3 separate regions of the Homo sapiens genome follow, and regions 1 and 2 are each linked to region 3. Evidence: chromatin loops called from intact Hi-C (ENCODE). Cell type or tissue: A673. All regions are shown on one strand.

The links. Peaks named below come from ENCODE experiments on the same cell type or tissue, not always from the same donor. Only the 100,000 strongest peaks of a DNase experiment are listed, where the experiment ranks them.
Region 1: it touches region 3 in a loop (4-fold over the local background); 2 of 110 quality-filtered maps call a loop at or near these places.
Region 2: a loop joins it to region 3, with 6 times the contacts of the local background. A loop is called at or near these places in 8 of 110 quality-filtered maps.

Annotation. Positions count from the first base shown.
Region 1 is chr1:192,224,818-192,227,317 of GRCh38, reverse strand. No RefSeq gene overlaps it. Among named protein-coding and RNA genes, the nearest start is that of RGS18, 68 kb to the right of the region's middle. In A673, no CTCF peak of the experiment used is centred here; DNase peaks (open chromatin) are centred at 1,457, 1,827 and 2,257; H3K27ac peaks cover 2,500 bases.
Region 2 is chr1:192,315,757-192,318,256 of GRCh38, reverse strand. It overlaps RGS21 (regulator of G protein signaling 21), which reads right to left and starts at 1,265. Exons shown (of 5, transcript NM_001039152.3): 1 at 1,152-1,265. In A673, no CTCF peak of the experiment used is centred here; a DNase peak (open chromatin) is centred at 1,016; H3K27ac peaks cover 1,767 bases.
Region 3 is chr1:192,444,966-192,447,465 of GRCh38, reverse strand. No RefSeq gene overlaps it. Among named protein-coding and RNA genes, the nearest start is that of RGS21, 130 kb to the right of the region's middle. In A673, a CTCF peak has its summit at 1,413 (motif pointing right); a DNase peak (open chromatin) is centred at 1,435; H3K27ac peaks cover 1,396 bases.

The DNA of each region.
Region 1 (2,500 bases), 220 kb after region 3:
ATTCTAGATTACCTTCATCCGCAGGAGCATGTTTTCTGACCTAGATTGCTTGCCTTGTGGACTCAAACCTTTATCCCTTAGGGCTATGAATCTCAGTCACCTTGCTTTTATCTGGCTATGGTGGCTATAATTGCATTTTAACTATTGTTACTGGGCAATGCTCCAGTGTATCCCTTAAGTTCCAAGACATATCTCTCTTTGCTGTTATTATAAAGCATCAACCCGACCTATTATGACAGTAGTTCACTACTTTATCTGATGGCCTACTGGCATGAGGTGCCCAAAATGATTTAGTATCAGTTATATCATTAGGTTTAATGGAACCCTTGCTGTGTCTTTTGGTCGACGCATCCCCTGATTCCCCATTGTATGACACTGCCTTTACAGTCCAATATTTCACTTACCTTTAGAGCCTAATGTTGCGTGGAAGACAAATAAAAGTTCTCTAAGTAGATTGCTGAGAGTGAAGATAGCAGCCATTTCTATTTCTATCCTGTGGTTCTTGGTTTCACATGTTTTAGCTACTGGATGCAAAACAGCATCTAATTGTTATTGACTCAGTGTTAATACCTTATCCTGGAGGAGATTTTTCCAACCTGGCAAGATATCTCTTCCAAGTTTTCATCTTAGGTGAGTGAATCTTTGAATATTTATTCCAAAATTCAGGGTGTGAATTTTTGGGCAATATGCTATATGACAGGATTGGTGAATCCCATGAGTGCATGTTTATTGTTATAGCTCCTTTGCTATACAATTACTTCATTAGTTAAGGGCAGTATCATTTAGTATGGGACATTAGTAAATCTGTCAGAAATTAGATAGTAGTGCTGAGGCAAGGAAGAAAAACATTATTTCAGAGTGAAAAACTGTTGCACCAACAATGAATCACTGATTTGTTCATGATAGAAGAGATTTGATGTATACAACATAGCACCAAGTGGTTCTCCGCTGCTGAAAAGTTCAGACATTCAGTAATGTTTGGAACAATAAAAGCCTTGGTACAAGGGAGTCTATACCTTTTGTGGCCATATAACTTTTGTCCCTGCCACCATGATACTCCACTTTTTAGTTAATTGAGCCAGCAATAGAATGACCAAAGACAGAGGCTGGATGACATCTACTGGACAAGTCTTTTTTATCTAACTAGTTGTTCGGCATCTTCTCTGTAGCTGATGTTTTCTTGTAGGCTTTGATGCGATATACAAAATGCTTCATACTTCAGGTCCACTCACACTCAGGTCCCATTCACATTACTCTCCATCATAACTCCTTTACTATACTTTTCAATCTTGTCCATTCTAGTCTGTTAACAAACTAACTAGGCCATTCACCATTGCCCAACAATCTGTATATTCATCTCAACTACTTTTTCCTGTGTAAAAGGAAATGACTAAGCATATTGCTTAAATTCTTACTACTGGGAAGATTTCTGTTTTCTGTGTCTTTAGGACCACCCCCTATGGAGCCGTGTGTAAAAATATTCATTTCTGGCTTCCATTCAAATACCAGGATAATTCATCTGTAAACTAGGCTCAGGATTTTTTTTTCTTTATTTTCAGTTGAACAGGGAACGTCGACAAGACCATTGGTAGGGTCTGAGGGAGGGACAACTGTGTAATAGAGACAGGTAATTTGTCCATGTAAGCTACCTCTTCAAGTAACAAGTAAATTATTAGTGACTTCTGGATCTCCTTTGGTTTGATCTCAAGTATACCATTTTCATCATATGCATATCCTATCTTACGTTGTGGTGGTAGTGACAATATCTAGCTTATATTGGCAGTTCTAGTTTTAGTGCAGCTTGATGTCTGTAGCCAGGCACTCAGTCTCTACTAGGCACAAGGAGCACACCAGGATCTCCTTTTCATATGATAAGTAGTTTTCTCCTTGAGGTTTGCACTCCAACCTCTATTGAGACATATTAGAAACACCATATAACATTCCTATCTACCATGGAAATCTCTAGTTTCGGTGAGATAGTATACAAAAAGTAAAAATGATTAAATTTTTTTATAGAGAGCAGGAAAGGGAAAATAGCTCTGGGAAAGATAATGATTTGCTTCATCATTTAGAGATATATGAACATCTTTACTAATAGAAATTGAAAAGCCATATTTTCTAGATCAGGGTTTGTCACACTATGGCCAATAGGACAAACCTGACTCATCATCTATTTTTTCAGATAAAGGTTTATTGGTATACAGCCACTTGCATTCATTTACATATTGCCTATGGCTAATTTTGTGCTACAATGACAGAGTTGACACAGACCATATGGCTTGCAAAGCCTGAAATATTTACTAAGTGGCCCTTTACAGAAAAAGATTGTTGATTGCAGCTCTTGATCTAGAGCTGCATGACAAGTGCCAGAGCAGTGTGGATCTGCACCATCATTTATAGCACATCAGCTGCAACTTTTCTACTCTTCATTTAAGTTAATAATAATGTATTATCACACCATGATTCATCTGTCTTTTTCAGCAACCATATTGATATGATG
Region 2 (2,500 bases), 130 kb after region 3:
AAATAGAAAATTATAGTGTCCCCTTAACAAATTCACAGGTGTACTTGACATTTCTAAGTTTAATGACTAGGTTTTTTTTAGATAATGCAATATTTTGACATTGTCTAAAAATAACAGGATATTGATTTCTTAAAAAGGCAATTATACGATGAATATATTAATATTTACTAATATTTTAGACTATAATACATTTTAGAAAGCAGGAGAAAGAGTTGCCAGCATTTGGTGTCATAAGTTTTAGGGCATGGTACAAACCACTAATATGTTATACATATACTATAATACATGTACTAGTAAATGCCAAAACAAAGTAACAACCATTTCATCTTGAGTTGTGAATGCACATGTTGACTAAAAATTTTATGAAATTACAAACTAAAATTATATAAACTAATTTTAAAGAACTTAATATAAGTTATAAGTTAATAAGACTTTACTTAGAGTGACATGAAGATGCATTTTTCAAAATTATTTTAAAAATAAAATTTGAAGAATAGTGAAAGTACTAACTGAAATATATCTTTAAAACTGTAAACATTGTTGAAGTAGTGCTTTTATCCTATCAAGTTCTACTCAAGTCATTTAACCATATATAAGTAAAGACATAAAAATAGTAATATTATATTTAATGTGCTTTTCTATGCTGTATGTAACATCTTTCTCACATTTTCTTTATTTATATAATTCATTACTTTCAGGTATGGTAATTGGCCACCTGCTGTGTGTCCTTGAGAAAGATGTTATTATTACTTGTTCTAGTTGCTTTTCCAAAAGGATATAAGAAAAGTATGAGATAGATTTTTTTTTTTTACATTTCTTCTAGCTTTAAAATTCTATGGGTTCTATAATCCTATCTCTTGTCTTTTTCTCTCCCCTCCCGTGGAGTCTGATATCCTTTGTTCATCTTTTTTACAAATTTGAAGCAGACTAGTTGGCAAAGTGTCAGTTCTTTGACAATCTGTGATAATATATTATTTTCTGCAAATGTTACCAAATGAATAGCTAGTAAAATTTTTTCTTTTTATGATTCCAAACTCGCTGAGTTTGATGAAAAGAATCTAATAGTTGGCATTTTTATCTCTAAATGTCATCAGTTTAATCTTTGTAACAAGTTCATTTATATAATAAACCTTAAATCTCTTTATACTCACACAAATGCAATGCAGGGGAAATCACTGTCCTTGCTCTCTTGATTCCTTCTTTGTTGACAGGATAGATGAGAAAATCTGTGCTTCTTTCAGATGAATTGTTTTCCAAGTGGTAACTTTTCTATATTAACATACTCTCTACCATATGTTTTTCTTTTCTACACAATCTTCATATAACCACATTATTTTTGAGGTTAAGTTTAATATCTAAACACCATTGAATCCATTCCATAATCAAGATATTTAGATTGTAGTTAGTTTTAATTTGAAGAATTTTGGTGGTGTTTCTATTAAATACATAATAAATGTAACAGTAACTCCGACTATCTGAGTCTCTTTTTTTAATGACCTGGTACCTATTTGTGTCAGTGTCCTAAAATCTTCACATTGTGAAGTCACATACATGTGGTATGGAAATTATTTTTTCAGTCAAAAATATGTAAATCTTTACTTTGCAATTGTACTCTGATAAAGTAGCTCAGTTTGAGGGAAAAAAATAAAACAAGCCTTTGTTTTTCTTCTGAAGGCAGTATTTGCATGGCTTTCATATGGTATACATGTTTGCATAGGAAATTTGTCTTTAGTTTCGCATCTGCCCAGATTATAGCCTTTAGTTTCAATGATTCAAAGCTTATGTGGAAGACACTTAAAATACTTAAAAGCTACATACTATTATTTTATGATTTCAGCTAATCAAGGCGCAACTTTTAATGTATGAACAACATCTTTATCAAGTCAAGCAGATAATGAAGGGAAATTATCAAACTATGCTCTCTTTTTTAAAGTAATGGGCCTAAAATTGGACAGATATACTTGAAGTGGCGAAGGAGGAAAATATTATACAACCACTTCATCTGTCCAGATTATTTGAGCCTTTCCTGTATCAATGAAACATCAGCTGTTGCGGTGAGAGCATTTTAATGCACATCCTATTTTACGATCTAGATGCATTAATGATTAATTTATTGAATATGTTTTGTTTTCTATGCTGTAACACTGGCATATCAAAAACTTCAATAGATTGTCACATTTTAACTCTGGACCTTTGGGTTTTAGTGCAAATAATTAACTCTTTACTACTCACATAGCCTCAAATGTGTTTAAGTATTATTACAGGGAGAAATATATTGCTTTACTAAGTAGTTTTACTTGATATTTTACTAAACTCCGTTAAATATATGCTATGTATGTAGTATTTGAAATGTGATACATCTATAAAGGAAAATATTTAGCATAATTGTTAGCTTTACCCAAACAATTTTGAAAGTTAGGTTATTTATTTTCTTTTTGTCTCAGTGTGTATACTTAATGTCCCTCTTGTGCTACACACAATGACTGAAGAAATGTAAGCT
Region 3 (2,500 bases):
TATGCAGTCAGTGGTCCACTCTTGTGTGCCATAGGATTTCTGACGTGTGAGTGCAGAGAAATGATCTACCTCCTAACAGTGCTGAACCATTGTTGCTGTGGCACTCTGGAAAATTCAGTGAGAAAAATAATTCATTGTATAGCCTTTTTCCAGGAACTGCTTCTAAAGCTTTCTCAAACAGATGATATCATTCAGCTGGTCACCAAAAGGTGACTTTTTTAAAAAAAAATCTGCTACAAAGATGATAAAATACAGATATGTTCTCACTTCTAGAAAGGGTAATGTAACAATATATTGTGTCTGTATCTCAGCCCTAGGCCTGTCTTCAAAATACATACCAGAAATTAAGCCCCTTAAAAATGTCCACTTATTATTTGTTTTGTAAACCTAGTGGCGAATGATATTTCCGATCCCAATATAATGTTTAAGAAATAGTTGTTGAACAGATGCTGGGGTATAGTATTTTTTAAATTTTATTTTACTTTAAGTTCTGGGATACCTGCGCAGAACGTGTAGGTTTGTTACACAGGTATATGTGTGCTATGGTGGTTTGCTGCACCTATTTGACCCATTCTCTAGGTTTCCTCCCCTCGCCCCCACTCCCCAACAGGCCCAGTGTGTGTTATTCCCATCACTGTGTCCCTGTTCAACTCCCACTTATGTGTCATTGTTCAACTCCCATTTATGAGTGAGAACATGCGGTGTTTTGTTTTATGCTTCTGTGTTAGTTTGTTGAGAATGATGGCTTCCAGCTTCATCCATGTCCCTGAAAAGAACATGATCTCATTCCTTTTTATGTCTGCATAGTATTCCATGGTGTACATGTGCCACATTTTCTTAATCCAGTCTATCATTGATGGGCATTTGGGTTGGTTCCAAGTCTTTGCCATTGTAAATAGTGCTGCAATAAACATACGTGTGCATGTGTCTTTATAGTATAATGATTTATAATCCTCTGGGTATATACCCAGTAATGGGATTGCTGGGTCAAATGTTATTTCTGGTTCTAGATCCTTGAGGAATTGCCACACTGTCTTCCACAATGGTTGAACTAATTTACATTCCCACCAACAGTGTAAAAGTGTTTCTTCTTCTCCACAGCCTCACCAGCATCCATTATTTCTTGGCTTTTTAATAATCACCATTCTGACTGGCGTGAGATGGTACTTCACTGTGGTTTTGATTTGCATTTCTCTAATGATCAGTGATGTTGAGCTTTTTTTCATGTTTGATGGCTGCACACATGTCTTCTTTCGAGACGTGTCTGTTCATATCCTCTGCCCACTTTTTGATGAGGTTATTTTTTTCTTGTAATTTTTTTTAAGTTCCTTGTAGATTCTGGATATAGTATTTTTAAAGTTTTCTACAGCAAATTAAAAAAATATTTACCGGGACAGTGTCATATGAAAAGAAACCACAAGGTGGCGCCAGAGTACCTAAAGTTACTGTACTGTTTTATTCTCTTCTAAGAAAACGATAGGGTAATGTTCTTTTAAAGGATATTTTTAGATTTTCATGTAAATGACTTAAAAACAGGATTAAAAATTTAAATTTCAAATATTTTCTGGGTCTGGGTACTATTTTGCTGTCAAATGTGAGAGCACACCTGGTAAGCATTTTAAACGACTAAACTGAGGAGCAAATCAGAAAGGGAGGGCCGAAGAAGGGATGTGTGATCATAGCATTCCAGAGGCTGATGAAAATGTGACTACTTTGCTCTAAACAACACAAAATCCATATATGTATCTATTGACGTGTGTATATGTATGTATATACAGACAACCATTTATTGTGTATATTGATTTTATAAATATATTTACGCATATTATGGATGTGTGTCATGTATAAAACATATAGTAGTATCTGTAATATATGTCATATGTAATGTTATCTATATATCATATAGCACACACACACATGAACCCACACAAAGCAGTAGATTATTTTCTTCAGAGAAACCTTGCTGGGTTATTCTGTGTCTCCACGCCTTTCCTGGAATTGCTCCCTGTCGCACATTCCTGTTCAGAGGCCACTCAAAAATTCCTTCCTTACTAAAGCACTTCCTGATGCCTGCCCAGGTAAAACCTGTTACTTGCTCTATAGTTTGTGCCCCATTGTTTCCTTACACAGTTTTATATCAGCATCTATGCCTTTTCAGTGGACATATTTATTTTCTAACCTGCCATATTTTATTTAATTGTACATCCTTTGAGGAAAGAACTGTATCTTGTTTGCTTTTGCCTCTGAGAGCCTGGCACATAATGGGAATCTAAGAAATGCTTCATGAATGAATGTCAGGCATTTCATACTGACAGAGGAGAATGAAAAAAAAAAGCCACACAGAACACAGAATGTACTTTAAATAATGGTCCCAAAGTGAGCATTTTCTAGTTAATATTGTTATCAATCACATTTGATCAATAACAGTGAGTATAAATTCATCATTAACTTGCTAATATCACGAATGTGAATATTATCATGAAATGATTACTATTCTTCC